Linked DNA regions of Homo sapiens: region 2 is linked to region 1. The links are chromatin contacts, found by Hi-C or POLR2A ChIA-PET in ENCODE. All regions are on one chromosome and are shown on one strand. The core of a region is the stretch at or near the end of the contact, and the rest is flanking DNA. Distances in the headings are between cores, read along the strand shown. Region 1 has its middle 6.6 kb from the start of RRP12. Region 2 holds the start of ANKRD2 (ankyrin repeat domain 2).

Region 1 (4,321 bases), core at 1,508-4,007:
AAATTAATTAGAACCAGTCCTCCTAACACCCAGCTGAGATCCAGAGGCTGCTAGTTGCCTCCCCAATATCAATTCTTCCTTTCTCTCAATAGGCACAGGGGGTGAGCTGCAACTTACCCAACTAAAAGACTAAATTTCCCAGCCCCTTCTGCAGCTAAATTTGGCCAAATTACTAAATTCTAGTCAATCAAGTGGAACTGACTTAGCTGGAAGGTGCACCTTTTGGCTCTTCCTCCTTTCCTTCCTACACTAGGCCTCCACCTGGATCATGAGTGTGACAGCTGGAGCTCCTGCAGCCCATCTGTGGAGCACAAGGTGACAGTGAAAATGGAAGTCATACGTTATGGAGGTTGAAGCAGAAAAAGAGAGGGATCCCAGGATCCTGAAGATTCTGTGGAACTGCCATAGCAGCCTGGACTGCCCATTACCTCCTGATTTCCATTTCTTGAATGTGAGAGAATTAACCCTTGCCTGTTTAAGCCACTGTAGCAGTCTCTTATAGCAACTGAACACAATTCCTTACTGATATAGAGGCCCTGAGAAGAATGAAGAATTTGAAGTGGTAAATGGGGAACGGTTTAATTTTGGGGTAAGTGGAGAGAGAACAGTCCTCCCCATTGAGCAGAGTCCCCTGCCATGCCCAGATTCCAGTCTTCCTCAGCCTAGGAGGGGACATGCTTCCTCTCCAGCACACCAGGCTCTTTCCCCAAGAGTTATTCTAGAAAGCAAGCTCTTTTTGGCTTTTGGATTTTTTTTTTTTTTTTTTTTTTTTTTTTGAGACAAGGTCTCACTCTGTCACCCAGGCTGGAGTGCAGTGGCACAATCATGGCTCACTGCGGACTTGACCTCCTGCACCTCAGCCTCCCGAGTAGCTGCGACTGTAGGCGTACATCACCATGCCTGGCTATTTTTGTGTTTTTTGTAGAGTTGGGGTTTCTCCATGATGCACAGGCTGGTCTTGAACTTCTGGGCTCAAGCGATCCTCCCACTTTGGCCTCCCAAAGTGTTGGGATTACAGGCGTGAGCCACCACACCCAGCATCAAATGGAATTGTAATGCCCCAGGAGCTGAGGGACACTTGACCCCTGCAGCAGTGCTGTGCCAGGCACTGGGCTAAGGATTTCACATGCATTATCTCATTTTAGCCTCATAACAGCAGCCCCATTTTCAGATGAGAAGACTGTGGCTCACAGAGCTCAGCCGCCTGCCCCGGCTCACGCAGCTGGGATGTGGCTCCAAACCCAGGCTTCCTAAGTCCAAAGCCTGGGCTTCAACACAGCTCCAGCAGTTAGGAAAACCGTCCGGAGCAGCTGCAACAACAACGGGTTGGTCAAAATGCCCTGACCTTGAGCTCTAGGTTAAACACCCAGACCTCTGCTTCCTCTTTGTTTGAGGCAAGAGGCTAAGCCTCAATTTCCCTTTCTTCCTGCCCAGTGTCATAACAGATTACAACTTGCTGACCTAAAACTGGTTTTACTGCTCCGCATGGCCACAGAACTTTGGGTGTGGCAGCTCTGTTACCTCCACAGGAGCCTTGCAGACAGTTTTAAGAGCAGTGCAGGCCGGCACGATGGCTCACGCCTATAATCTCAGCACTTTGGGAGGCCAAGGCAGGCAGATCACCTGAGGTCGGGAGTTCGAGACCAGCCTGACTAACATGGAGAAACTCTGTCTCTACTAAAAATACAAAATTGGCCGGGCTTGGTGGCACATGCCTGTAATCCCAACTACTCAGGAAGCCTGAGGCAGGAGAATCGCTTGAACCCGGGAGGTGGAGGTTGCAGTGAGCCGAGATTGCACCATCGTACTCCAGCCTGGGCAACAAGAGCGAAACTCCGTCTCAAAACAGAAAAAAACAAAAAAAACAAGGGCAGTGCTATGGGGGGAGGGGGTTCATCCTGGGCTAAGCGTTGGATCTCCTGGCTTCTGCTCACTGTGTGACCTTGGGGGTGTCACTGAACCCCTTAGAACTATGTTTCCCCATCTGTGAAATGAGGACACCTGCTCTGTCCTCCTCACTTAGAGAATTAATGAAAAAGTATTTTGGAACTGAGGAAGAGTTTTTTTAGATGATAATAATAGCTCACATTTATTGCATGCTCACTGTGTACCAGGCAGCGTGCTCAGCACTTAAAATTCATTATCTTATTTAGTTCCCATAAATCAGACAGGTAGGCATTCTTATCATCTCCATTTTACAGATGTGGAAAACTGAGGCTCAGGGAAGAGTAAGGTGAGTTGTTCAAGGTCACAGAGCAAGTGGTGGTACTTGAATTCCAACCCAGAGAGTCTAACTGCAGGACCTATCCTACAGATGTGGTGGTCCTTATTAACCATATGTGGAGGGGCTGATCATGGATACAGCTAGAGCCTCTGGGTGGGAGTTACTGCTGGAATTCAGGGGTGGAGAGGTGAGCCCTGGGGTACCGGGTGGAAGAGATTGTGCTCAGGCCATTTGGATGCCTATCGTCCTCTCTTCTGGTAGAGCACGCCTCCTGGAGGAGGCTCTGAGCAGATGCCTCAGGATGGACGGCCAGCAGGTGACCTAGGGCCCCTCAATGCCCATACCAGGCTGACGATTTAGCCAGGGCTGTATTCAGTTACGACGCAGACTCGGTTTGGAGGCCAGCAGGTTTCTGTAGCCCAGGAAAAGGATGGGACATCTGCCACTACCCTTGGCCTCTGCATCTCCGCATCTGATTTGCAAAATCCCAGTCTACTAGTTGGTATTGCAGGCTCTCTATAGGGTTTTAGCCCTAACAGGTTGTTGGTAGCACTCCCTCTGGTGGCAAAGATGCACCACTGACCCCTCTGTAAAGCACAATACTACACATGTTTTGGAGTTGTCCGTAATTTGACACAGATACACAGTTTCTTTTATTTTTATTTATTTATTTATTTATTTTTGAGACGAAGTCGCACTCTGTTGCCCAGGCTGGGGTACAGTGGCACGATTTTGGCTCACTGCAACCTCTGCCTCCCGGGTTCAAACGATTCTCCTGCCTCAGCCCCCCAAGTAGCTGGGATTACAGGCGTGCACCATAACGCCTGGTTAATTTTTGTATTTTTAGTAGAGACGGGGTTTCGCTATGTTGGCCAGGCTGGTCTCGAACTCCTGACCTCAGGTGATCCACCTGCCTCGGCCTCCCAAAGTACTGGGATTACAGATGTAAGCTACCATGCCCAGCCACAGATACACAGTTTCATACTGAATCCTCACAGCAGCCCAGTGGGTTCAGAATTATTATCACAACTTTCAGCCAGGCACAGTGGTTCACACCTGGAATCCCAGCACTTTGGGAGGCCAAGGTGGGTGGATCACTTGAGGTCAGGAGTTTGAGAACAGCCTGGCCAACATGATGAAACCCCATCTCTACTAAAATTACAAAAAGTCATCTGGGCGTGGTGGCACATGCTTGTAATCCCAGCTACTTGGGAGCCTGAGGCAGGAGAATCGCTTGAACCCAGGCGGTGGAGGTTGCAGTGAGTCAAGATCGCGCCTCCGCACTCCAGCCTGAGCAATAGAGTGAGACTCCATCTCAGAAAAAAAAAAAGTAATTATTATCGTAACTTTAAATAATATGACACATTAGAATGTGTAAAAAAAATGTATAAATAAATAAATAAAGGGAAAAAAAGAACAAGAATCGGAGACTTAGAGAGGTTAAATCCCTTGCTTGGTTTATAGGTAAAGTATGTCCTGTCTTGAACCCACCACTTTACCTGCCTTCTTTCAGCAATTACCCCAAGTCTAGACCTCTGGTTGTGAGCACAGCTCGCTTATAACAGTTTCCACATTCTGCTTCCTTTTCCTCCCCCAGCCACCAGTTCCCTTTTCTCAGCCTTCCCACTGAGGTCTCAGCCTGTGACCCAGGCACAGGGCCCCACTGGAGGATGATAATGTCTTCAGAGACTTGGAAGGGCTGGGGCCTAGAGTCTGAACTGACTTCAGTCTTCTCTGCAGCGACGCTTTCTCACATTAACACACTTTATGCTCTCTCTGCTCTAGGTGAGAGGACCACTTTTTTTTGTTGTTTTTTGAGACAGAGTCTCACTCTGTCACCCAGGCTAGAGTGCAGTGGCTTAATCTCGAGTCACTGCAACCTCCGCCTCCCGGGTTCAAGCGATCCTCCCACCTCAGCCTCCGAGTAGCTGGGACTACAGGTGTCTGCCATCATGCCTGGCTAATTGTCATATTTTTTGTAGAGACGGGGTTTCACCATATTGCTCAGGCTGGTCTCGAACTCCTGGGCTCAAGTTATCTGCCTGCCTCAGCCACCCAGAGTGTTGGCATTACAGGCGTAAGCCACCGCCCCCGGCC
Region 2 (4,261 bases), core at 1,575-4,074, 170 kb before region 1:
AGATGAGAGGTTTCCATGTTGTCCAGGCTGGCCTCAAATGCCTAGCCTTGCCTCCTTATGCGCCAGGACAACAGGCCTGAGCCACTGTGGCTCCCGAGCTTGTGTCTTAATCATCTTGGTGTCCCCAGCATCTGTGACAGGCTCTAGCACATAGTAGGTGCTTAGTGACTGGTGAATGAATGAATGATCGAATGGATGATGGCAAGCAGACTCAGCATCTCTGCTAACCCTTAAGTTCTCAGTGATGACCTAACCCAGTAAACTCGCCACAGTGGAACTCCAGCCCCTGCACTGGCCTCTGGGGCCCTCTTTCCCCTCCCACCCTGGGGATGGGGCACAGGCTAGACAGAGGTTCTCCTCCAAGAACCCTGCCAGGCTGGGGCCTGGTAGAGACAACTGGGGACTCTAATGCTCACCCACATCTTCCTCAGACCCTACAGCCCTTCATTTCAGGTTTGTCTTTGTGGGCTGGCACACAGTAGGTGCTCAGTAGCTGTTTGCTGCATTGAATGTGAGTTCATGAAACACACAAAGCTCCCACTTTACGTCATAGATTGCTATGCAGATTAAATGGGAGAATGCCTGTAAAATGCTTAGCACAGGGCCTGGCACTGGTGTCCTGACAGCTCTGTAGCTATATTTATTGGATGAATGAACGGAAGACACTGCTCTGCGTCCCCTTGCTGAAGGTCTGTGTGTCTATTGGCAGCACTCCAGAACTGGCATAGCAGCATGACTCACCTGCCTGGCACCAGCCAACCATAGGCACATGCCCTTGGGGGAGGGAGAAGTGGGATTCCTAGAGATCCAGGGATGCTTGCCCCAGCCAGGGCTCATTCCAAGCTCTTTCCTGACCTCATCCCTTCTTCCCTTGGGGTCTTGACCCTTCCTTCCTCCTCACCCCTCATTCAGTCACACTCCTTTTTTTGAATGGCATCTACCTCCAACCTGATTTATCTCCTCCCCTCCATTCCTGCTAGGGCCAGCCTTTTCCAACAAGTCCTTCTCAGGGCCATCAGAGCTGCTTTCCTAAAATAGGTCAGATGACACCAATCTCCCTCACTCAATAACATTTAGTGGCTCCTCACTGCCCACAGAATAAATATCTTTTACATGGCCCTCTCTGGCTTGTGTCTTTCCAGCCTTAGCCCCTACTACCAGACTTTATCAAGACAGCCACGCTTTCACTCATGGAAACTTCAGCTCCTGCATTTCCTGAGGCTGGAATACCCTCCACCATCCTGGACTCCACTGAGTCCCCTTGAAGGCCCAGCTCAGGTATCCTCCTGTCCACAGAGGAGTCCCCTTTTTTTTTTTTTTGAGACGGAGTCTCCCTCTGTCACCCAGGCTGAAGTGCAGTGGTGCGATCTCGGCTTACTGCAACCTCCGCCTCCCAGGTTCAAGCAATTCTCCTGCCTCAGCCTCCTGAGTAGCTGGGATTACAGGTGCCTGACACCATTCCTGGCTAATTGTATTTTTAGTAGAGACAGGATTTCACCATGTTGGCCAGGTGAGTCTCGAACTCTTGACTTCAAGTGATCTGCCCACCTCGGATCTCAGATCTCAAAATGCTGGGATTACAGGCTTGAGCCACTGCACCTGGCCCTGTCCACAGAGGAGTCCTTGAAGGCCCTCAGAACAATTCATGAGCCCCTTGTGTTCCTCCACTTCTGATTCACACCTCTATTTAGTCATTTCTTCCCTTTGCCTTGTTTCTTAGTTGACTATGAAACCAACAAATGGGCTAAAATGAATCCTGGGTTGGTAAAAAGAAGGCAGGGTCTGACCCTTATTGGTCCACCCATTTCTACAGCTCTGGGCTCTTGGCAGAGCCAACACTAGATGAAGTATTAGTTTAAATAAAGTGAAGAGTAGGGGCCGGGCATGGTGGCTCATACCTGTAATCCCAGTACTTTGGGAGGCCAAGGTGGGTGGATCATCTGAGGCCAGGAGTTTGAGACCAGCCTGACCAACAGAGTGAAACCCCATCTCTACTAAAAATACAAAAATTAGCCAGGCATGGTGGTGCATGCCTGTAATCCCAGCTACTCGGGAGGCTGAGGCAGGAGAATCGCTTGAACCCAGGAGGCGGAGGTTGCAGTGAGTCAAGATCATGCATTGCACTCCAGCCTGGGCAACAGAGGGAGACCCCGTCTCAAAAAAAAAAATGCAGAATAGGACAAGCCAGCACCCCCTGCCACCGCTCCACTTCCTTATCCCAGAGAAAATGCAATTGCCCAGAACACCACACGCCAAAGGACTCCCCAAGGGTGGCCAGCAGGCTGGCAAAATCCATGCTTCATTTCCCAGCATCCCTTCCTCACTCTCTTCTTCACTGGCCAAATACTGGAGTTTCCCCTGCCCCAGCCTCCCACTCAGTCACTGGGGCATCACAGGGCCACACATTCCTGAAAGTCCCAGGCAGCACCCAGCTGTCTGCTTTGTACAGCCCACTGTCTCTCAAGGCCCAGGAGGGTGAGCAGTCTTAGGAAGCCCAGCCCAGCTCCCCATCTCACTGACTTAATTTTGAAGGCTGAAGCCTCAGTCTTCTGCTGCCAGCAATACCCCCTGCCAGTAATACCCTGGGACAGGAATGAGGCCCAACTGGGCCCCTGGGGACATCTGCCCCCCTCCCCACCACAGGTGTAGCAGACAGGATCTCCCTCCCCTTGACAGCAGAACTGGATCTCCTCAGACCCCCTTGGGCACCTCCACCCCTGCTCGCACCTCATTCTCCTCCTCCTGTGCCAGCCGCTGCTCGATGAGCGCTGTGGCCCTCTGCACCGCCTCGGAGTCCTCCATGGTGCCGTCCATAACCGCCTCTGCAGGCCACAGGGCCTCGGGGGCTTTATAGGCCAGAGCACCCACCCCTGCCCAGCTGGGCGCCTTTGCCATGAGCTCACTGGCCCAATTCTCCACCTGCCTCCCCCACCTGTCACCTTCACCTCGGGCAGCCCCAGGGAGCAGGGGGAGCCAGGGCCAGGGAGCAGAGCCAGTTGCCCCCCCAACTCCTGGCCTATTAGAGCCGGAGGGCACTGTGTCCCAAGAGCAGGGGTGCAGGAAGGAGCCCGTCCAGCCTCTGTCCTGAGCACTTGGGACTGGTTGGGCCTTAGCCAAGGCAACTGAGTTGCAAAAGGGAACTGCTGGCTGCATGCTCCAGCCCAGATGACAGTGCCACCTGCTGGATGCCTGGAAACCCTGCTCAGCCAGCTCCAGGAAGAGGGCCTGAAAACCAAACGGGGGACCCAGGACAGTTCTGTACTCCCAGGCTGTCCTGCAGACAGGCCCTGCTGGCTGTGAGGAGGGTCACACTCTACTTGTCCAGGCCAGGGCCGTGGTAGCAGGAAGGGCAGCTGTCTCCCTCTCTGATCACAGCTCACGCTGGCCTTCGGCTCTCCGGGGTCCCACATGCTTCCCCGTTAAGCATCACTGCATTTGGCTGGGTGACTTTTAGTCATGAACAAACCTTATCCAATCTGTCTCCTCTCTTGGTAAGTGCTCAGGGGACCTCTGCAGGGCTTACAGAGTCTTGCTTCAAGAAAGGGGTCTCCGGAAAGCACTAAGCCCAGCTAGCGAGGAACAGCAGCTACTCTGGATCCTTCTACCCTCCCAGGGTTTCCCTGTCAGGCCCAGACAGTGCCAGACTTCCCTGGCCAGGAGGCTGCCCATGCTCACTAAGAAGGAAAAATACTCCCAAGTGGAGCAAAAGCAGATCTGTACTTGCTCAGTTCCACACCTGGAACTCGCATGCTGGAGCTCTGAGTCACTGTGACCCAGGTTAATCTGCTAGGGAACTGCAGACACCCAGCCCTGTGCTTCTGTAAGGCTCACCTGGCTGGTGGCTGCCCTTAGCTAAACAGCCTTATATAAGATTCCCTTCTCTTCAGATATGCATGCATTCCCCTAGGAAGCATGAGGAACCGGTTCCTTTTCCTTTCTGGTTCCCTTGCTGGGAAGCTGACACAAACCTCTGACACACGATCTAAATCTGTCAGAGATTTTGCTTTAACATCACGATGGCTACAGCGTCTCCAGGGCCGGAAGTTAGCCCCTCTTGCTGCAGGAGCAGACCACCTTCCTGAGGTGCTGTCTTCGCCTTGCAAGCACTTTCACATCTGTCTTCCTGCTTAATCCTCCCAGCAACTGATGGAGGAGGCAGGGCAGGCAGCATGGCTCTGCTTTAAAGAAAAGCAAAGAGTGGCTTTTCCTGAGGACTCATGAGGACACCAGGGGAGCTGGGATCAGGGCCCAGAAGACTGGC

What was found. Hi-C counts contacts between places; a loop is a spot of excess contacts on that map. ChIA-PET counts read pairs that join two places held with the same protein, here RNA polymerase II (POLR2A). Pooled maps may share reads with other maps.
Region 2: a pooled map shows a loop between it and region 1 (5-fold over the local background). The contact joins the promoter of ANKRD2 here to the enhancer-like site in region 1. A Hi-C loop is called at or near these places in 3 of 50 pooled maps. POLR2A ChIA-PET finds 5 or more read pairs at or near these places in 3 of 52 experiments (MCF 10A, activated CD8-positive, alpha-beta memory T cell and naive thymus-derived CD4-positive, alpha-beta T cell).

The regions. Positions count from the first base shown.
Region 1 is chr10:97,405,792-97,410,112 of GRCh38, reverse strand. No RefSeq gene overlaps it. Among named protein-coding and RNA genes, the nearest start is that of RRP12, 6.6 kb to the right of the region's middle. Within about 2 kb of position 2,757, at least 17 of the 41 ENCODE cell types and tissues checked have a DNase peak (open chromatin) inside an H3K27ac peak, as active enhancers do.
Region 2 is chr10:97,571,342-97,575,602 of GRCh38, reverse strand. It overlaps ANKRD2 (ankyrin repeat domain 2), which reads right to left and starts at 2,824. Exons shown (of 9, transcript NM_001346793.2): 1 at 2,728-2,824. The coding sequence starts at 2,814. RefSeq lists a silencer at 577-871.